2 separate regions of the Homo sapiens genome follow, and region 1 is linked to region 2. A link is an interaction called in ENCODE POLR2A ChIA-PET data of the cell type or tissue named here. Cell type or tissue: MCF 10A. All regions are shown on one strand. Links, peaks and the distances in the headings refer to the core of each region. The heading gives the core; the rest is flanking DNA.

Region 1 (11,311 bases), core at 4,495-8,494, 57 kb before region 2:
TTTGGAGCTCCATGAACTTTGTAGTTTATCATGTGTCAAGCCAGTTGGGGAAAGTTCAGCCACCACTGAACATGTGTATTTCAGTTTCCAGACCAATAGATTTAAAAAGTAGAAAGTATATAAACTCAGCCAAACCTCAAGTAAAAAGCAACTTTCATTTTTGAGCCTTTAGATTTGGTTGTTTAGAAGTGGTTTCTAAAGTTTATTTTACTAAGTACCCCTTCAAGATTTTAAGTTTTTTGAATATATTTTTATTTTTCTTTATACACTTTTAACTTAGACATTAGTCTTTTCATTGAGTTTTAAGGCCTATGTTGAAAAGGGGGCCACAACCAAAGGGAGAAATATTTGGGAATGCTTGCAGCATTGGAAGACCCTCAGCTTCCTTCAGAAAATATTTGCCTGTATATGTCATTGAGGAGATTATAAAAACAAGCTGTCTTTTTTTCTTGTCCTTGATTGACCCATAGTAATATTTTATCAAAAAATGATAGCAACAGATGTCAAAGATTTATGTACTGAAAATGTGATAGATTAACTTACACAAGTGCCCAGATTTTCAAAATCAATAGACCTTTTAGCCACAACATCAGTCCCTTCAATATGTTGGACTTCTGAAAACAAATGGTTTCTCTTAATGCACATCTAATCTGATTTACTTCTATACATTTTAATTAGTTTTCCAATTATAAGAATAATAGACTACATATCAAACAAGCAAACACCCAGAAACAATAGTTTGACTAATTTGCTTAAAGATACCAAAGGTATAATCTGAATGATTGATCGCCCACATCTGACTCCATCTGCCTGACTTGACTTAGTTATTTGTGATTCTGTTACTAAAAATTATCATGGATGAAACAAATTTATATCATTAGGCATTATTTGGGAGGATGCTATAAAGAAAAAAAGAATCTTTTTTTTCTTTTTACAATATATGATGTGTCATCATTTATTTTGTCATATTTATGTTTGTAATAACCACATCTCTGCCTTGAAAACATGGCACTTTAGAAAAGTATATAATTACTTTGATTTGTATTTATGTTACCCAAAATAATCTATACTTTTACTAATAATGCATAATACATCTGTAACCATACCTCTTTGAGGACAATATATTTTAAAGATTAAATTATAATTTAGAACCTATATTACAGATATCTTAAGTCTTTCACAGGAATGTGTTGTAATACAACAAAGAGGATAATGACATCTTCTATATTGATAGTAAATTATGTTTAATAAGTAATTATTTGAAGATTTATTCATAACGCAGAAAGATGATTATATGTAACAAAGTTTGTATATAAGATTAGGAATACAGAGACCTCTATTCTAGTTTTAATTTTACTACATCTTATTCCTGTAAACTTCACAATCTTTACATTTATTATACCTAAAAGAATATAATAATAACTGCCCTTTCTCAAATAAGGTTATTGCGAAGTCAAATGAAACAAAAAAGACATTCATATTTGTAATATAAAATTCAAAACATGGCCGAGCGTGGTGGCTTACGCCTGTAGTCCTGGCACTTTGAGAGGCTGAAGTGGGTGGATCACCTGAGGTGGGGAGTTGGAGACCAGCCTGGCCAACATGGTAAAACCCCATCTCTACTAAAACACAAAAATTAGCTGGGCGTGGTGGCACACGTCTCTAATCCCAGCTACTCGGGAGGCTGAGGCAGGAGAATCACTTGAACCTGGGAGGCAGAGGTTGCAGTGAGCAGAGATCGCGCCCTTGCACCCCAGCCAGGGTTCCTGAGTGAGACTCCATCTCAAAAGAAAAAAAAATTAAAATGCATTTCAAATAAAAGATAAAATCAAGGTACATTTTAACATTAAATTATGGGATAAAATATACCATCTTCTTAGTTGGACTCAATATTTTTTTGTTATTGTGGTTATAATATTTTAAATGTCTATAATGTCTATAAGGAAAACTGTATATAAAATCTTGGTATAAAAATCTTCATACTTTTGACACAAACAGAAGTAATGACATAAATGAAAATTCAGACACTTGAGAACGATAGTAGAAATGTCTTCCTTGTCCTTTGTTAATTACAATGTAGATAGATATTTTATGTATGTCTCCTAGATGTTTCTTTGCTACATTATTATTGGACTTAATGTTCACGTCAACAACCTTGTAAGAACCATGTAATTATTATCTATTTATTTATTTATTTATTTTTAGACAGGGTCTCACTCCCATCACCTAGACTGGGATGCAGTGATGTCATCTCAGCTCACTGCAGCCTCTACCTCCCTGGGCTTAGGTGATCCTCCTGCCTCAGCCTCCCAAGTGGCTCATTTTCCTGGACTCAGGTAATCCTCCTGCCTCGGCCTCCCAAATAACTGGGACTACAGGCACACTCCACCATGCCCGGCTAGTTTTTTGTATTTTTTGTAGAGATGGGGTTTTGCCATGTTGCCCAGGATAGTCTCCAACTCCTGAGCTCAAGGGATCCTCCTGCCTCAGCCTCTCAAAGTGCTGGGATTTACAGGCATGAGCCACCACACTTGGCCAATTATTTCTTTTTAAGTTGCCTAGAGACTCAGGAATCATTTCTGAGTTTTCATAGTTTAAGGGGAAAAATTGCCAGAGACTTCTTTCTAAAACATTTTATTTTTTAATGTAAAAATCACTAAATCTTTAAAACATGTAATAAGAGACCTTTTCAGACAAGTAGCATAAATCTACATTTCTGTCCTTCCAGCTATATTCTTTATGTAGACTATTTACTGTTGATAAATTGAAATCAAAATTACAATCAGAGATGTCTAAGATAATATAAAAATCAATATTTTAAAAGCCTCTATATTAGACTATGTCTAACACCAGAATATTGCCTTAAAGAGTTGAACGTATTTGGAGTCTTTTAAGATTTTTTCCCATGACAGGTAATTGTCAGTATGTATCCAATCTTAGTTATGCTTTTTACTCAGGATAAGCAGCTCTTTCAATTCATTTAAAAAATCTGTGATGTAATTAACTCTAAGAAATGTAAAGCCTGTAACCATCATCTAAATAACTGGTTTGACAGATAGATGGTAATAGTCTTTAACCTTTGCCTGAAGGCTACTGTATTGTTTAATACTGTAATTTGTTAGACATACTACCAATGCTTTGATTTGGAGATTCGATTCATCCATTTAATCTTGGGTCAGGGATTTGAATCATTGATTTAATCTTTCTGCTTTACTCTAAAGTTAATATATTTACTGAAGATAGAACCATAGTGAGAGGCATTCACTCTCACTATGAGAGAAACTCATGAGAGAAACTCACAGAGAAACTCACATAAAGTTTCAATAAATCGTGCTTTTCTATTTATTGACTTGTTTCCTCATACTATTTCTGTTATACCAAATTGAATTAATTGTTTTGAATACTAAAATTGGTGAGCATAATCTGTTTAGATATTTAATAACTGTTAAAACTTTGCAGACACTTAAAATATTTCATGTGAGAAAATTTAAATGTGCTTAATGTATTATGCCTTAAATTTTGGATCTGCTTTGTAAAATGGCACTGATACATTAAAATAGAAATCTTTTAAGGGAATATTTTAATTTCACTCCCTGGTAACTATATGTGTATGTCAAGAACTGAGAGGCTGAAATTTTAGTTAATTTAATTTATATAACATATTAATGATTTTATACAAACATGCACACATTTCAAGACTTTAGTGTTTAGCATTGAAAGAAAAATTGATCAATATTTGTTACCTAGCAATACCCTAATTCTTTTCTTACTGGTCTTGTTATTTAAAAAAATAGACTTGGTGAGATTATTAACTACATATATTCGGTCATATTATTCATAATTTAAGGTTAGAATAAATGCTGGTGACATTTTAGCACAAGGTTGGTTTAATAATTTTATGATGCAACATTTAACTAACTCCTTAGATATCTGAATTTTTGCTAACCAAGCAACTTCTAAGATGATATGTCATGGGAGAGCTTGAGAATGCAAGTCACTTTTAAGAAGTTTAACTGGCTGGGCAAGGTGGCTCATGCCTGTAATCCCAGCACTTTGGGAGGCTGAGGCAGGCAGATCATGAGGTCAGTAGTTCGAGACCAGCCTGACCAACATGGTGAAACCCCATCTGTACTAAAAATACAAAAATTAGCTGGGTATGGTGGTGCGTGCCTGTAATCCCAGCTACTCAGAAGGCTGAGACAGGAGAGTCACTTGAACCCAGGAGGCGGAGGTTGCAGTGAGCTGAGATCACACCACTGCACTCCATCCTGGGCAACAGAGCAAGACTCTGTCTCCAAAAAAAAAAAAAAAGTTTAATTTCCAGTTGTACAACATCCAGCTGAGCCTGTTTCATAAATGCACAGATATATGAATACATACTGCATATATGGTATATATTTATTATACCAATACCATGTCATAACCACATTAGCAGATCTTAGAAATTAAAAGTAAAAAAAAAAGGTAGACTTGATATGTGCAATAATATAAATTAATTTGCTGATTGGTCTTTTCTATTAGATAGAATCTTCAACAGTAGATGCATTCACTAGTAATTAACAATGTCTCTATTTGAGTTAGTTTGAATGGATAATGTGAGTATATTTTAGACTCAGTGGAATCTTACAAAAAACACAGCTGTCCTAAGGTCTCAAAGGGGACAACTGAAACTAAAAAATCAATATGTCATCAGCAGGTTTGTTGTAATAGATGCTTAGCACAGCAGGTTTGTATAAACTAATGACATACTGTGCGATGACAAGACAGTTAGATTAAAGGACTGCACAGGCACAGTCACTGGCCTGGAGCAGCAGAGGTTGCAAATATGTACATGCAGTATTTTTGGAGCGGTGGAATGTACATAGTTTATAGGTGCCTATGCTGGATATTGTTTTGAAAACTGATTTTAAATATAAATTTACATCACTTTGACTCATGTGTTTAAAACTTATATTATGAAAGAGCTGTTAAAGCTTTTACCTTAAACAATTGTATTTTCATGTGAACTCACCAACAACCAATATACAGGATATTTGTTTCTTTGTTTTTTGAGATAGGGTCTCACTGTGTTGCTCACGCTGAAGTGCAGTGGCGCAATCTCAGCTCACTGCAGTCTCTACTTTGTGGGCTCAAAGGATCCTCACACCTCAGCCTCCCAAGTAGCTGGGACTATGGGCATGCACCACCATGCCTGGCTAATTTTTTCATTTCTTTGTAGAGATGGGGTTTGTCATGTTGGTTAGGCAGGTCTTGAACTCCTGAGCTCAAGCAGTCCGCCCACCTCAGCCTCCCAAAGTGCTAGGATTACAGGTGTAAGCCACCAAGCCCAGTCATCCAGGTTTTTTAAGAAGGCAAAAACTATTCCTTAAACAATTTACCTAGGGATAAAAGAGGGGGAAAATGTAGAGAAGAGCTATCTTCCAAATGTCTGAAAACAAACAAACAAAAAAAGGTATTAGATTTCAGACATCAGGTGATACTCTGCTTCAGAAACAATATATTGGGAAAAATCCTGAGTTGCAAAACTATTAAACCAGTTAACACGTTTAATTATAAGAATTGTCTTTCTTGTCTCATTCTAAAGAGAAATGTCATCACAAAACGATAATCTTATGAAAGCTTTCAAGTACAAGGATTTCATAAAAAGAATGAATTCTACTCAACAGTAAAATATTTTGCTTGTACTTTGTGGGAACCAAATATTTTTAGAAGATTTTTTAAGAGCATCTAATCTGTATTTTTAAAATGCCGGTACTGGCCTTAATGTTTATTATTCTCCAGTTCTTTACACAGTGTTCCTACACCGTCAACATATTATCACAACCTGGTTTTTGATTTGTTATCACAATCTTGTGACCTTTAAGCAGAAATTTATGGTGTACATCAAAGCAGTAATAAACACATAAAGAAATTCTTCTACAAAGAAACAGTCACTTTACTATTTCTGCTGAACATGTGTTTAGAGTTTACATCTTGGTTACCTTGCACTAGCTTCCATGGCAGACAAAGCCGTTGTTTGTATGAGAGTGAACTGCTTACATTCTCGCATCAACACTTTCCCTCAAAAGCTGAAGTTTCCCTCTGCTTGCCTCTTCTGTTTAGACTGATGGAAAATATTTGCTACTTATCTTCACTACAGAATTGTCAATACAGAAGTCTGTAAAAAGTTTCATTAATTTATTCATCCTTTTGAATCATAGGAGTCTTTTAAAAAAATCGGATATATTTACAGAGTATCTAATGTTTGATAAGTTAGTTATGAGGGTCTCACATTTTTGTAGCGGTTAGGAAGAGACAATGTAGTTAAAAGTCCTCTATGTTAGAGTCAAGAAACTTGTTCTTGATGCTTTCACTAAGAGACTCATGATTTTGGACTAATCTCAATTTTGAGATTACCTATAAAATGTGGAAATTCAGATGGATAGTTATGTCTTAAATATTTCACATCTTTTAGGAGAAACAAGTTGATTGTATGAGATTTCATTTACATCTGTCTGCATATAAAATCGGGTAAATTTCTTGGGCTTTCACTTTTTTTATAACAATAAAATGAAAATGAGCTTATTAATAGATTAGAATTAAAATTCAAAACTAATGCAATTCAAAGAAAATGTACCATGTTAACAAGTATTTTTGCCAAAATGGAATTTCTGCTCATAAAGTGGCCATGACAGTGACTTAAACCCTAGATGTTAGGAAACGACCTCTTGGATTTATCACAGTGCCTCACTCTTAGTTCAGACTCTTAAAAACATTTCTTGTGGGAAGTAATGACTGCTAAGTAAAAATGAAAGTTGAGCAATGATTCTTGTGAATTATGAGTTAATTAATGGTATGACTGCATTTTGTTGAAGTCTCATGATTTAAAGATGTGCTCATTTTTTTTGCTCATGATTTAAAGATGTGCTTTGATACTCTGAAGGACCAAAGGGCAGTGAATCACTGTAAAGCTGCTTTTGAAACATGCCTTAGGGCAAATTGTGAGCCTTCATTTGTGTCCAGAATGGAAGGAACAGCAAGAAGCATGGGTGAGTCATAGGACAAAAACACAAAATGTCATTCCAAAGACAGGGTGGTGACCTTATGTCTGAGTATGCAAAAATCCAACTGGGGAAGTAAGAGGCCTGATCTTAAAAGTTCATGTATTAAGGGAAAACCCATACTTTTATCTTAGGAGATTATGATTATATAATTAGTTTTGTTTGATAATTCAGATGAGTTACCTCTGATTCAGTTTGAAAGTATCCCAGATCAAGCACAGTTCAAACACAGACACTCCTGGGACTGGTTCTGCTTTTTGTGATTGGAATAAGGGGTCCTGCTAAGGTGTGTGCTTCTGTCCTCAGATTTGGAACAGAATCTAAATTCCATGTGTGACGTAACCTGCTTAGTCACAAGCAACATTTTCAGACCCCTTTCCTTTAATTTTAGAAGGAGGCTGTTGATTTGGTATAATTATTTGTTAATGAATGCATTTTGTGTTCATTGCTAAGTATAAAAAAAGCACATATAGGATAGCTTGTGGCGTATTAACAAATGCTTGAGAGATAAAATATAAAGGTATATAACAGTAAAACATGAAAGAAGTCATTCAAAGCAATTTACCTAATGAAAGAGAGAGAACGTGTTTCCTCAGAGATTCAGGTGTATCTCATGGCATCCTCTTTTGTATCTTTCAGGTGTATTTACCTTTAGTTTGTTGTTGTTGTTGTTGTTGTTGTTATATAAGAGGGTTTAGGTAAATGTCACTTTCTGATAGGAGCCTCCTCATCAGGACCTTTTCTTTTTTAAATTTTCATATGTCTATTTTTATGTGAAAACTGTCCAAATAAAATATTTATATATAAAAGTTTTCCACATAACTCTAAAAGGGTTCTATTTGATGTCTTTACTGTATTATAGGACTTACAAAAAGAAAAGAAAAAGAATATATCCAATTAAAACAAGAAAGAACTCTTGAACCCAGCTATGCATACAAGAAAAATAAATTGTTTGAAGTGAGACATGAGGTAATCGAGACTCCTCAATGGGGAAAGTCAGTGCTCATCTGGCCCCTAGTGTGCCTGTTGAGCTGAAATATTTTATTGATGTGAGTGCTTAACAAATCACCAAATGCTCAGTGAATACCTATTATGTGTCATGAGCTCTATGAGGTAGCTTTTTTTCATACAGTCGTATTTTGGCAAATAAATAAATAATACGAGGCATAATTGACAGTGAAAATACCAAAAAAAAAAAAAAAAAAAAAAAAAAAGCATCCCTTACAAATTCCAGAATGTATTTTGAGGTTTCACTCAGCGCTATACAGTGATCACAAACTCCTTGCTATGGTTTAGTCTCTAAGAAAATAAAAATGCCAGAAGGTGTGTTACATTTCAGGCCAATAAAACAGACATTATTAACATCTCATTTTATTAATTGAGGTTGAGATTTTGTGTGGAGGCATTTTAGTGGTCTGATCCACACAGTATTGAGTCAGTGGCATTTTGAGAATGAGGTGTAGTGATTTGTGCTACATTTATAGTGACCAATAAGCTGTGATTGTAGTTCTTTTATATGCTGATGGTAAAATTTGTACTTCGTGGATGGACAGTGAAGGAACGTGGGCACTTCTTGTGTGCGCAAATACTTCTATATGCAACATCTTTCCTTCACTTGAGATATTTATGTTTTATTTAAATATAATACATTCAAAATATTTATTATTAAATCAACAACGTTGCATGAGTAGTTTATTTTGTGTTTTGTCCCCCAATAGATGATACTTGTATCCATACGTGGATAAACCTCCTCAGCCTTTTATGACACTCAGCAAGCTTTCTCTATCACAACAAATTTTATGTGGCTTGATATTTTCCCCCTCACACTGTCTTCATATTAATGCACTGCCTGTTTAGAGGCCCTACTAATGGGTTATCTCCATAAGGAACAATATGAATCTAATTCTCTAACCTTACTTCAACTCATTGCTGCTGCTGCTATGAAGCCAATTGTAAGCACAGTTAATTGTTCCCATGATTACTAAGACAAATATCACATGTAGGAGAGGTTTGATTTTCCATATTACAAAAGATAAGCTCTGGGAGAATTCAGCATTCAGTTTCCTAATCACTTACACATGTAAAATCACTTACACCCCTCCAGTGATGCCAGAAATTGTTCATTATTTCTTGTAAGTATTGTATAAAACTCAGAGTGCACTCAGAGGAAGTATCAATTCTGTTTTCTTAGAAACTAGTGTTGCTATGTTAGTGATAAAAAACAAAATGACTTCACCATAAAACACATTGCAAATTTCCATATAACTTACAGGTTATTTTCAGGTATATGAAAATGACAAAAAACCAGCTAAGAGACTATAAGTAGAACAATATTTGAGATTCATTTGGAAGAATAATCTTATTGGTCTTATTGACTTCTTGGTTAAAATGATTGAAAAACTTTACATGAGAGAGAGTGTGTGTGTGTGTGTGTGTGTGTGTGTGTGTGTGTGTGTGTGTGTTTCTTTCTCCAGGCAACAAAAGTAACAGGCATGAATTTTTTTGGTAGAAGATCATTCTTTATCAGAAACAACATCGTACATCCTTGCAATTAAATTAACTTCAGTAGATTATCATCAGAATTGTAATTTTATAAGAATAATTGTGATGGAATATTTGCAATGTAAGAGACTCCCTTAAAGGGTATGATGAGGTATTTCTTTCTGCGATCCGATTTACTTCTGTTTTTGTTTTTGTTTTTTGAGACAGAGTGTCTCTCTGTCACCCAGGCTGGAATGCAGTGATGTGATCTCAGCTCACTGCAGCCTTCACCTCCAGGATTTAAGCGATTCTTCTGTCTCAGCCTCCTGAGTAGCTGGGACTACAGGCACCTGTCAGCACGCCCGGCTAATTTTTGTGTTTTTAGTAGAGATGGGGTTTCACCATGGTGGCCAGGCTGATCTGGAACTCTTGAACTCAAGTGGTCTGCCTGCCTTGGGCTCCCAAAGTACTGGGATTACAGGCGTGAGCCACCACTCCCAGCCTGTGATTTGCTTTTGGGTAAGATTATGGCGTATACATGGAGGGAAGTAAAAGTGAACACATTTCAGTTGCATTTCCCCCCAGGCATAGATATTTTGAAAAATTTCTGTAAATTGTCCAACATGTATTTCTAAGATAAGCAACCACTATGATTTTTAAACATAGTGAGAATCACCACAGCATCAAATTCATTCATTCATTTAACAGATACTTAGCACTATGTGCCAGATACTGAGTTAGAGACTCAGAATACATCTTTGAACAGAACAAGTACTTGTACTATAGTGAATCTTATATTCTTGTGGAAGGAGACAGATAAAAAACACTAAACATGATGAATAAATTATTCACTATCTTAAACAATGATAGGTACTGTGGACAAGAAAACACAGAGTAGGTTAATGGTGTTCTGCAAGGATGGGGAAAGGGCAGACTGTGGTATTAAATGGTAGTCAGGGTTCGCCTCCTGGAGATGTTGAGATTTGAGCAAAGATTTGAATGGAATAAGGGACTTAACCAAGGGGATATCTGTGGGAAGAGCATTCCAGACAGAGGAAAAAGCCAGAGCAAAGGCCCAAAGGTGTGATGGAGAATTTCTAGCATATTCTGGGAAGAACGCCAGCAGAGTGAGTGAGAGAATGAGTAGTAGGAGCTAAAGTAAAAGAGGAATTGGGTTGAAAGGCACATCTCATTTCGTTGGTACCGTGATGGGTCTCCTATAAAGAAGAGAACTGGAAATTCTATAAACGTCACAGAGAAACCTTGTAAGATTGTTTGCTCCATGTCACCCTGAAGAGGTTTGGTCACTTGTTCAAACTAATTTTAAATACCACCTAACCTCTGTGGTTTGCCTCCTGTTATGCTTATTCTATGTTGGTGTTTTACACTAAAACTTTAGTTATATATTACCTCAACAAAAGCTAATATATCACTAAATATAAGATATTGAATATGATATGAAAGCTATTAAGCTAAAGCTTAATAAGCTAAGTATAAGATACTAAATATATAGCTGCAGGCTGTAACATAGACTCTATAGCATAACTCAGGGAAATGAGTAGCTAAATTCCATGAATAACTGAATGCATGGACTGAAGGGAGGGTTTCACAGAATGTTGTATGTTAGAATCTGTGTTCCTTCCCCTCCCAATTCTTGTGCAGCATCTTGAGAGGACAATCAGGTGCCTACAACCTTACTACACCCACATCTCTCTTGCCCCTTACCCTGCTGACTGAAAAGAATCACATGCCCCTTTTGTGAAGGTTATTTCATTCCTCATGTTCTGGAA
Region 2 (11,311 bases), core at 5,946-9,945:
TGCTTCTAATCTAGGGACTCCTGGGAATTGATTTTCAATCAAGGAGTCTTTTACCTATTTTTGAATTTTATAAAAGGCTGAAGACAATGTAGTATTCTGAATGAATGAGTTACCCTACTGTGTAGTTTGACAGGTATACAATTGGCACTCTGAATTGTAGGTATCACATCCATGGATTCAGCCAACCACTGATGAGAAATATTCAGAAAAAAATAAAAAATAACAATACTACAGTAAAAATAATACACATTTTAAAAGCAATACAGTATAACAACTATTTACATAGCATTAACATTGTATTGGGTATTTTATGTAATCTGGAGATGATTTAAAGTATAGGGAGGATGTGGGTAGGTTATATGCAAATACTCTGGCCTTTTGAAGCAGAGATTTGAGCATCCTGGATTTTGCTATCTGTAGGGTATCCTGGAACCAATCTTCCACAGATGCCAAGGGACAACTATAAAATAAAACCCTAAACTCTCTACCTTCCTTTATCAAGTTCACATTTTTGAGTGCATGAATGAGATTCTTCGTGACTTAGTTAACTCAAAAATATTAAGATCACTGACTGGCTTAACAGAGAACAAACGTTTGTTCTTATATGAATAGTAATAGAGTGTTATTGATGGACATAATATGTTACTGTATTTTGAACTATATTATAATTGCTGTAACAATATATTGACTATACTTAGGTAGCTCCAGAAGCTTCTGTTGGCAGGGCTTAGATTTTGGGGAAACCTATTGTTCTTCCAGCTTTGGTTAAATTCTCAAAGCTTCACAGTGGTTTCTATTACAAAGAAAAGTTCATGTAGATACATGAATTTTAGGTAAGCATATTGTGCAGCAAATTTTACCCCAGGGAACATTGGCATAGAAGACATTACAGTAATTTTCCATCATGGAGCTCTACAATAATGTAGATTGTAGAAAACAAACATGCATAATTTTTTTTAATGCTGTTTCCTGGGAGATTTTCCCAGGGGCCAGGAGACCTATGCTGCCCTTTGTGGAGCCACTGCATTTTCTAATACTACATACTCTCAGCCAGAGTCCCTTATTCGTTAATTGAGCATGTCCTGAGAAACAACACAAATAGCTGTACCTCATATGCTTCAAAAAGGATGACATCATTGTGAGGTTAAAGGAATGACAATGCCATTCTTTGCCTTGTTTAGATGATGGACTAGTAATTGTAATGTTTTTCTCTCACTGTAGCCAAATCATTACATCAGTCACTTTCTATAACCGTGGCCAATTCACTGGATCATTCATTTACTTAAATTGGATCTATGTGAAACCAAATGATAGATTCTTGGGTCATTCTTTTTATAAATAAAATTCTCATTGCTTTGAGCTCATCTCTATGTTCTAAAAAAAAAAAATGGTCGTTTCTCTCCCCAAGTCGTATAGTTCAATTATGACTACTAACAGCAATTTAAATAGCATTTTAACAAAATAGCCTAGGCTTTTTACAACAAGGGCACTTCTGAAGTAAATCTCCCTGGTTAACAGCTGTCAACTATCAGTAAGCCATAGGTAATTAAATTTGAAGATGCTTTATGGCTCGGAAAACTAGATAAAAATCCCTGGACCAGAAAGGTCTTAAGTTGATGTAGCTATTGCTCCCTGCAGTATTTGAATTAATGCGATAGATTGACGATTTTCTTTTCTTTTCTTTCTTTCTTTTTTTTTTAGACAGAGTCTCACTCTGTCACCCCAGGCTGGAGTGCAATGGCGTGATCTTGGCTCACTGCAACCTCCGCCTCCCAGGTTCAAGTGATTCTCCTGCCTCTGCAGGAGAATTGAGGCTGTCCTGCCTTAGCCTCCTGAGTAGCTGGGATTACATGCGTCTGCCACCATGCCCAGCTAATTTTTGTATTTTTAGTAGAGATGGGGTTTCACCATGTTGGTCAGTGTAGTCTCGATCTCCTGACCTCGTGATCCACCTGCCTCTGCCTCCCAAAGTGCTGGGATTACAGGCATGAGCCACCGTGCCAGGCCTGGATTGACGATTTTCTAATGAAACAGGCAAGGAGGAGAACTGCAATTGTTTGCTTGTTACTTGCACATAAAATTTAGTTGAGCCTATTTTCCCAGCTAAGATCACACTCTTGGTTTTATTTCAGTACAGATTAGAAAAAGAAAGGGAAAAGAAAAAAATAATGGTTTGGAAAAAACATCAAAACTAAACTTTCTTCATGATAGAAAGTGTGAGAAAGTCGTGATGGGGGTTTGTGGACCCTCAAAAGATAATATCAGTTAGTATTTATTTCTACAGCAGAAAAAGAAAACCTCAATTCAAGGTGCCTAAAAACTGCAAGGATTTCTTTTTATTTCATATAACAGAATATTCCAGTAATAATGGAGTTCCGGTTAATTCAGTAACTCAATGATTTCTTAAAAGATCCAGATTTTTTTCTACATTTCTGCTTGCCATTCTCAGCAAGGAACTTTCTTGGTAGATGCAATTGCTGCAATCATCATGTGCTCACATACCAATGTCCAGAGGCAGAAAAAGAAATCACCTCTTCTTTTGTGTGTGCCAGTTTTTAAGACTCAATAAGCCTTTTTCAGTAGCCGTGCAGAAGGCCTCCCTCCAGAGTTCACTGGCTAAAGTTGTTCATATGGCCGTATTTAAAACACTCACTGGCTAGAAGAATGGGGCCAGTATGGTTGTCATTGAACAGCCCTGTCAAGGTGGAAGAAAAGAATAGTATCTAATTAGATAGATAATCTACAGTGTCTCCTCATGAAAGGAGCATATATTGATCCTCTACTGTGGGCTGGTGGAACATACTTTGAGTTCAGTATTATTATTGCCAATGTATAGATGAGGAAATTAAAACAGAAATGAGCTAGTTTTCCCAAAATAATATACTTAGTAAGTGATGAAACTGAAATTCAACTCAGAACTGTGACACCAGTTGAGTACTCTCTTCACAATGTCAAACTGTTTCCTATACATCATGAATCACCTTCTGGCTCCCTTTTTGTTTCTAACAACCAAGTCATCTCTATGCTTTGCTTTGCTTTGCTTTTTAGATATACTCTTCCCCAGAGAGTGTATCTACTCTCAGAATTCCATATAATCATCCATGAAAATAACTGAACATCTCTACCTGAAGATTTGCTACTTCTAATGACAAAATTAAATTAATTATCTAATTCTACATTCTTGTGGAACATTTCTGCTTTGATTTGAATGTAATTTAATCTGTCCATACCTAAGTACTTTCTCTACCAAATATATCTCCTTTTCAGATCTCCCAAAAGTAGTAAGGGCATATTCATTTCTCCTATACTTAGCTTACAATGTTAAGGGGAATTTACGCCAATCTTTCCTCTACCCCTAGCCAAAACCTACATAAAATCATTCCAAATTCTTTGTTTTAGGCATTTCTCACATCAATTTTTCTTTTCCATTTTAGCATATCAGGTGTTCATCAATATACTATCTCAACTACTAGAACAATGTCTTTTAGTCTTTTCAGCTTATATACTTTAAAAATTACCCTGCATACTCAAATTATTTTCCTTAACAATGCCTTATTTTATTATTGTGTTCTCCTGATTAATTTGAGTAGATGCTACTTGTAAAAAAATTGAATATATTAATATTAACTCTAAATTAGGCATTCTAGTCATTTTTATCCTCCCTGCATAAGAAATTGTTCTGACTTTGCTTGCTGAAGATTGATGTCTTGCCCCAAGTTATAATAATAGGTAACCCATGTAACCAGCATCAGTATAGCTCCGGGACTCTTTTAAAAACTTTATGTATATTAAACTTGACAACAGTTTAAACTTCACAACAACCCAATGAGGTAGATGCTATTATTATACTGATTTTAAAGATAAGGACACTAGAGTTCAGAGAGATAAAGGCCCTTGCCAAGTACATCTAGAAGTGAAATGGTAGAGCCAGAATCCAGACTCCAGTGGTTGAACCCCAGAGGCCATGAACTCAGTTATATTTTACTGCGCTAGTCTGTGTATGTCACTCCACAATTATTTATTAAGAGGTATTTGTTGAATGTGTATTCCAGCAGCCCAAGCAATATCTTACCCCTGGTGTTTTACAGAAGACTTACACAACCATGAATCATAGCCCTGAGATAAAAGTAAGCGTTATAAAACACCTGGATTTTAGACAGAATCAAGGCAGTCTGTGTCCTCTCCAACCTTTGAGTGATACTTGCTTTGATTCTATATTCTCTCCCATGTTCTCAGCTCTTGGATTTTTTTCTATTAGCCCTAACCTCTAGTCTGGCATGGGCTGATTTTTTCCTGAAAGACTTCCCTCTCCCCTTACGTGCTCTCCTCATGAAGGAAGCTGTTTCAGTTTTTGGGCTGTGGCACCACCTGCCAGCTGTGTCACCTCTCTGTCCATGATTCCTAGGGAGACTCAGTAACTGGAAGGTTATCAGGCTGCACCATGCTCAGCACCCAAGCCCCCTGTTTCCAAAGACCTTTCACCCAGGCCCTTGTTATTAATGACCTGTCTTTTGTTCTTGTATGCTGTCATGATCTTACATTTTAAGATTCTTCTGAAATATTTTTCTAACCTCTTGATTGTTTTTTCCAACATAAAAAATCCTGTATTTTACTATTGTTGTATGAACAGTAAATTTGAGGCTATAAGATTATGTCCTAATAATTTTAGGGATTTAGCTCCCTAAATTTTAAAAAGTAGGAAAACATACATCTATTTTATCTAAATTCATGTTTTTCTTAAAAATCATGATCCAAACTTAATAACAGTAATTAGAATTTATTGAATACTATCTCTTGTCACTCATTTCACGTATTTATATGTGTCAATTAAATTGATTTCCATGGGAACTCTTGGCAGAAGTTACTATTATTGTTGCATTTTACAAATGAGGAAATTAAAGCACAGAGAGGTTAAGTAACTTGTTCAGTTTCACAGGAAGTTTGGCAACAGAACCTGGTTTCATTATCACTCTGCTTCTTCCAGGGCATTTTCAGATTATTGGCTGAAACTACTTGCAGGATATTATGGCAGACATTCTGAACAAATGTGCCCAGAAAATAGGTTAAATTTGTGACTTCTGTATCTTCTCATATGGGCTATGGCCCAAGTACTCATGGAATATAGTCCATGACTTCCTATAAGAATTTGTATCATTTTGATTTCGGTTTAAGTCAAACTACAGCTCTATCAGAATTTTTAGAAATGTGTTTGTCATTCAATGCCTAAAAATCTAGAAACAGTTCATCATGGAAGCAGTCATCCCAGAAAGCAGACTCTTTCTTAGAGTTTGTCATTCTTCAGATTATAATCAAAAGAACAAATAAATCCTGAACCATTTGAATAGAAAAGTCTAAAGTTATGCTCCTTGAGAGGAGCATTTTGACCAGAGAATGTATCATGAATGTCACGATACGTTGATTGTCTTCAAAGGCCAGCCATACAGGCAGTTAGGCAATGTGGAAGAAGTTAAATGAGTGTGAGTCACTAACCTCTGAGGATCCTGGAAATATGAACATTTAGATACCTGAAAATTCATATATTTTCCTTAGATATATGAATAGTTATGCTGCTAAAAATAACATTGCCTCCTGAAAATACGTCTACTTTCAAGTAATTTATAGAAAAATAAGTCGGACTAATTAGAATTACGTTGGGAAGCAAGGCAAATATTTGTAGTAGGAAATAACAATCCTAAAATGATGAATAAATAGAGTCCAAAAATAAAACATTAATAGAGGATAAGAAGACAATCACACTGCTGTTGGTTTTGTTTTCTGTTCAATCTGCTCACTGTATTTTTTTTGGTTTATTTATTTTAACTTGTTTTGAGCTGATGATGTCCAGTAATAAAACAGAGTTGAGATTATTGCAAACGTGACTGATTTTGTAATCACATACTATTACCATAAACTTTAACATTGCACTTAGTGGTTTATGTTTTACTTCAGTACAAATATAAATTAAAATGCCCATTAACATAACTTTTTTTTTTGAGGCAGTGTCTCGTTCTGTTGCCAGAGCTGGCGTGCAGTAGCATGATCATAGCTCACTGTAACCTCAATTTCCTAGGCTCAAGAGATCCTCCCACCTCAGCCTCCAAAGTATCTGGGACTAAAGACACATACCACCATGCCCAGTTAATTTTCTAAAACAATTTTTGTTGAGACAAGGTCTCACTATGTTGCTCAGGCTGGCCTTGAACCCCTGGCTTCAGGTGACCATCATACCTTTGCCTCCCAAAGTGCTGAGATTACAGGGAACTAGCCCATAACTCTATTTTAAAATTAATTTCTTACTGTAGAAGAAAATGTACCTTGACATTTTTTGGAATATTTGCATAATAGTTTTTATTAAAATAATAGAATTATAGAACCAGGATACTGTATCTACACTTGTGCTGTTCACTCTTTCAGAACTTCGAGAAACCAAGACCTCTGAATACTTCAGCCTTTCCCACCATCCTTTAGACTACAGGATTTTATTAATGGATGAAGATCAGGACCGGATATATGTGGGAAGCAAAGATCACATTCTTTCCCTGAATATTAACAATATAAGTCAAGAAGCTTTGAGTGTAAGTTTATCACTTTCACGAGGACAGTGTCCACCTTTTCAATGTCTCTTTTTTAAAAAAAATAAATAAGTAAAAAATAATATGCATTTTATTAGAACAATAGAAAATACTGGTCCCATGTTACTATGAAAGTTAGTACTTATTTCATGGACTGAAAAGGTATTAAGTTCAGTTCTCATCGTCTAGTTCCATAGTTTTTAACAATTCAAAACCTGGAGCTAACTGAAAAAATACTACCTGTGTATAAATATATAAAGAAAAAAGGGATTATAGGGTAGTGCATGAAAGAAATGGTCAGAGAAAAGGAAGATCTACTTTGTCATCTCTGTGTAACCAGTGAAGGGCCTGAAAGGAAAACAGCTATTAAATACGCTGTTACTTGATCCAGTATGGCCTATATTTATCATTCCATTTCACAAGGAAATAAAATTGAGCTTCACTGTAGTGAAAAAAATACATGTAGATTAATTATAAATTTATTACAACAAGGAGACTTCTGCATTTGCAGAAGTGTTAACACAGGCAATGGACTGACAACTAAAAAAAATTAATGATTATTGCCAAACTGGACCCAAGGCTGCAACTACTTAGAGTACTAGCACAGTATTTCAGAGAGAGGGAATCTCTTGGTTTTCATCCAAGTTATTTTAGCTATTGAAGTACCCAGGGGCCCATCTTATGTAAATCTACTAGCCTGGTTGTGTGATTTACCAAAAATAATACTAACTGAGAAAGATATGTAAGTGTAGATTTATTGTCATATAAGCAGTTGGGAAAAGTGTACTATGTCAAAAGGAGTGAAAAATTGTATTGTTCACATTTATGTTAATAATGATCTTATTTTAATATACAATTAGTAAATGAACATATGTTATTGAAAAGCATTTGTGAAAGGAAACACTGTTGGAAGAAATAAAAATAATTGTAATTGTTAAAATAATAGAATCTTTATTAATGAATTGATAAAAAAGAAAGAATTTTAAAGTCTTAGTGTAAGATCACCTTAAATAAATCTGTTAACAAAAAGTAAATGAAGAGCACTGGGCTGTCATATGTCCAGGTGAGATTATGCAACCTTTATTTTTCTTTCTGAGCAGGTTTTCTGGCCAGCATCTACAATCAAAGTTGAAGAATGCAAAATGGCTGGCAAAGATCCCACAGTAAGTGTTAAAAAAAAAAAAAAAAAAAAAAACACTAACTTAAATATTTGGTTTTCGAATCCATGTACTTTGAGGGAAGCCAAAAATGAGACAAGGATGGTGGTGTTTTAAATTTTTGCTGGACACAGGCTAAAAACCTAAACCTTGAGGAGACTGGAACTCTTGGGCTCTCTGTAACTTCAGAATTCCTAACTGGGTAAAAATTGCTTGCCTTGCTTTCATTATTTCATTCAGATACATTTCATGATGGATTTCATTAATAACCTCTGTTCCTAGTGGATTCAACCTGCAGAATTCTCAGCAGGCTCCTGAAACGATGATAATGCAAGTGTCTGGAGCAGCTCCCAGATACCCTGTGGGCTTTTCCAAACAAAGATTCTTGGCAAAAGGGTAGTGGTTAGCCAGCAAATTCCATAAATACAAATCACCAGTGATAAATGGTACCTTTGTTAATTAAAAATAGCCACAGAAACAGCAATAGAGGCAGATATAAGTATCAATATATGTTCAGTATGCAATACCTGTGCAAATTGTATTCCTCTAGGTGAGATTCAAAATAATCAAGGAAGAAATCTATATTGATTTCTACAAATGACTTGCTGAAAGTAATACATTGCCATTCTTGAATATTCTAAAACAAATACGTGGAGCAGATCTTTAATGTGTACACGTCATTTAATGTTTATAATGGAGCACATAAGTCATCTCACCATTTTGCCTCAAATAATGAAAATGTAATACAGCCAAGCATCAAAATCACCCTGTCTTTCAAAAATAGTTTGGTAAAGAGGTTCCTTTCTTCATTCATTCCTTCCATTATTTGCTCAATAAATACTGATTCAGCACCTGTTATATATCTAGCATGGAGCTGGTTGCCAAAGACATAATTGGTGCAAAGACAGAAACAGTTCTGACTCCAGTCAACTTTATTACCTTGTTAGAAAAGTCTGCCATAATCAAATGAGCATAGATATACAAACTAATTTAGAAATAAGCTGGAAATATGGTAATTGGGTGGACAGACGAGTCAACACGTACACATACATTCAGGTCTCAGGTCATAACAAGTAATAGACCACCTTAGTGTTAAAAAATGTTGTCTAAGCATTTATTTTGTGGTAGGGTCAAGAGATGCTGATTTCAGGAGTGAAGACTGCCCTGAGTCTTGGAAGTAGAGATGGATCAGACAAGACCGAACATGGGAAAAATACTAATCCTGTGGAAAGTGGAAATATGGGATTGAGGAAATGAAACATTTATTTTCATTGACTCCTAACAGCCCCAGGTGTAAAGTTGCAAAAGTTTTTGGCTCAAGGCAGGGCCATGGAAGACTCTGGAGGGTAGGATCTCTGGCCTTGCTAGAGGGTTCTTGGAGTGATTTATCCAATAAAAAAATTTAAAAGTGGGCAGGAGAAATTTGCAGGGGCATATTTGCTATCCAAGGGATCTGTTAGACCACAATCTTGGGGGAAAAAATCCAGAAAAATGTAGAAGAAACACTTAAACAAATACATTACAATGACATTCCAGGAAACCAATGGTAGAATGAAGTATAATGTTGCAGAGAATGATGTTTTGTTCCTTATTATTTTAATAATTGTGGATGAATTAAACTGTTTTCTTTTATTCTCTAATGAGATTTTTTTCCCATTGATGTGTGTCTGATCATGCCTTGCCTTTTGCCACAATAATATCCCGTGGCTATACTGAATTGCATTGTCCTTTGTTCAAAAGGATTTGCATTTCTCATTCATATGAACTGCCATAGGCAGAATGTGCAGAATTTAGGTACCTTTGTACATTCTATTTCCAAAAATTGCTGCCGAGTTTCTGAAGAATCTTAGACAAGTCATTTGGTTTCTTACTTCCTTTGTCAAAGTAGAAACCCTCTGGGGTTTTTGTTTTGCTTTCTGACAATTAAACGTTATTAGATAAAAATCTTCAATACATGCTGACATTTTCCCATAGTTTTGTCATGCTGTAATTTGTGGATATTTTAAATTCTACTATATGGCCAGTTATACACAAGGGAAATATCTAATGGAGTGCTCTTTCCTATGTATTTTTAGGACTCGGCTGGACAGGTTTTGTTTGTCCATACAACATTGTTGAGTGCTGGGAAATACTAATCAAAAAATACATGTTTGGTCTGTGCAAGAAAAGAATGTCTGACAAATCCATCCCATTTCATACATGTGAAATACTTATAGAAGTGTCCTTTACTTAGGCTATGGGAAAAAAAAGTCCTGTAGCAGAAAAATAATGTGAAATAGATCTTTGAAAGTTGTACAGAACAACCTATCCTTCTTACATTTCTCAATGAAACGACATACTTAAGAACTTCTTAAAAGTTGGAATAAATACTATCTAATAACCTAATATTTTTAAAATACAGGAATTCTTTCAATTTGCACAAATTAGTTGTTGTGAAGAAACTGGAGGTGAATTAGATGGAGTCCTTACATTTAAGTCTTTACAATGTGCTAGATATGGTGAGACATATATACACTGATATTCAGAAAAAATACCCAACATTTAATGGAACACGCCAGGTCCTGTTCTAAGTGCTTTATTTTAATCCTCATAACAATACTGCAAGGTGGACATTATTGTCACCACCTGTATTTCTAAGATAAAATAACTGCATTACTAAGAAAGTGAGAAACTTAAGCTGTGCTGCTGTGAAGTGGGATGGTCTTTGTCTGATTAAGTCACATACAGCTCTGGATTCTGTACCCTTAGCCACTAAAACATGCTATCCCTCCAGAGAGAAAATGATAAATGCTAAGGGACACACACAAAGCACAGCTGGGTTATTTAAGAAAGGTTTGATAGATTTTGTAGTAATCATATTAGAACTTCTGTTAACCTTTTATTTCAATGATACTGAAATTCGAAAAAGTTGTACCCTCTCTCTCTTCCAGCCTTTGGTATGTGCTGCATGCAATTGATTCTCTTTTCCTTCAATTATCTTCCGGTGTTTTCAGCCTGGGAAATATCTACTCACCCCTTCAGGTCACAGTGCATACAAGCACGTGAACTCGTTCCAACTGATTGTCAGGGCTTGCGGGTAGGACACAGTAGATGATGAGTTTATTAATGCTTTTAGATTAATTATGTTTGTAGTGCATTTATTATATATATATTTTAGAAGTATATTTTCATTAAGCTAAAACTTTCTGCTTTTAGCTCTGTTAATCATCTAAGCAAAACATAAAGTGTTAGCAATTAAAATCCATACTGCTATAACAACTGAAAGCAAAAATAAAACAGAGTTAAGCATCCCTTAATCCTTCAGATTTTTTGGTTGTATCAAATTTTAATTGACGTTATAACAAGATAACAATTATAAGAAGAAAATTTAATGTGATTTAAAATTTGGTCTTAGGTAGTAATACAGCATAATTCTGTAATAAACTAACGTTTTTAAAGAAAATAAATTTTCATGGTCGGATTTTCTGCCTTGGCTAAAAAGAATATAACCTACTCCCCATTTCTCTCTCTGCCCCTATGTACTCACATTCCTACATGCTCCATTTATTTCTAAATGTTAATATTTTATTCATACTCTAAATA

Evidence for each region. ChIA-PET counts read pairs that join two places held together with the same protein. Peaks named below come from ENCODE experiments on the same cell type or tissue, not always from the same donor. Only the 100,000 strongest peaks of a DNase experiment are listed, where the experiment ranks them.
Region 1: POLR2A ChIA-PET joins it to region 2 with 20 read pairs; 2 of 35 experiments call an interaction of 5 or more read pairs at or near these places.

Annotation. Positions count from the first base shown.
Region 1 is chr7:80,879,356-80,890,666 of GRCh38, reverse strand. All of the region lies in intron 2 of SEMA3C (semaphorin 3C), which reads left to right. Among named protein-coding and RNA genes, the nearest start is that of SEMA3C, 34 kb to the left of the region's middle. RefSeq lists an enhancer at 6,171-7,370. In MCF 10A, for the core only: no CTCF peak of the experiment used is centred there; a DNase peak (open chromatin) is centred at 6,976.
Region 2 is chr7:80,823,849-80,835,159 of GRCh38, reverse strand. SEMA3C (semaphorin 3C) reads left to right here. Exons shown (of 18, transcript NM_006379.5): 3 at 6,415-6,575; 4 at 7,673-7,735. Among named protein-coding and RNA genes, the nearest start is that of SEMA3C, 90 kb to the left of the region's middle. In MCF 10A, for the core only: no CTCF peak of the experiment used is centred there; DNase peaks (open chromatin) are centred at 7,659 and 8,089.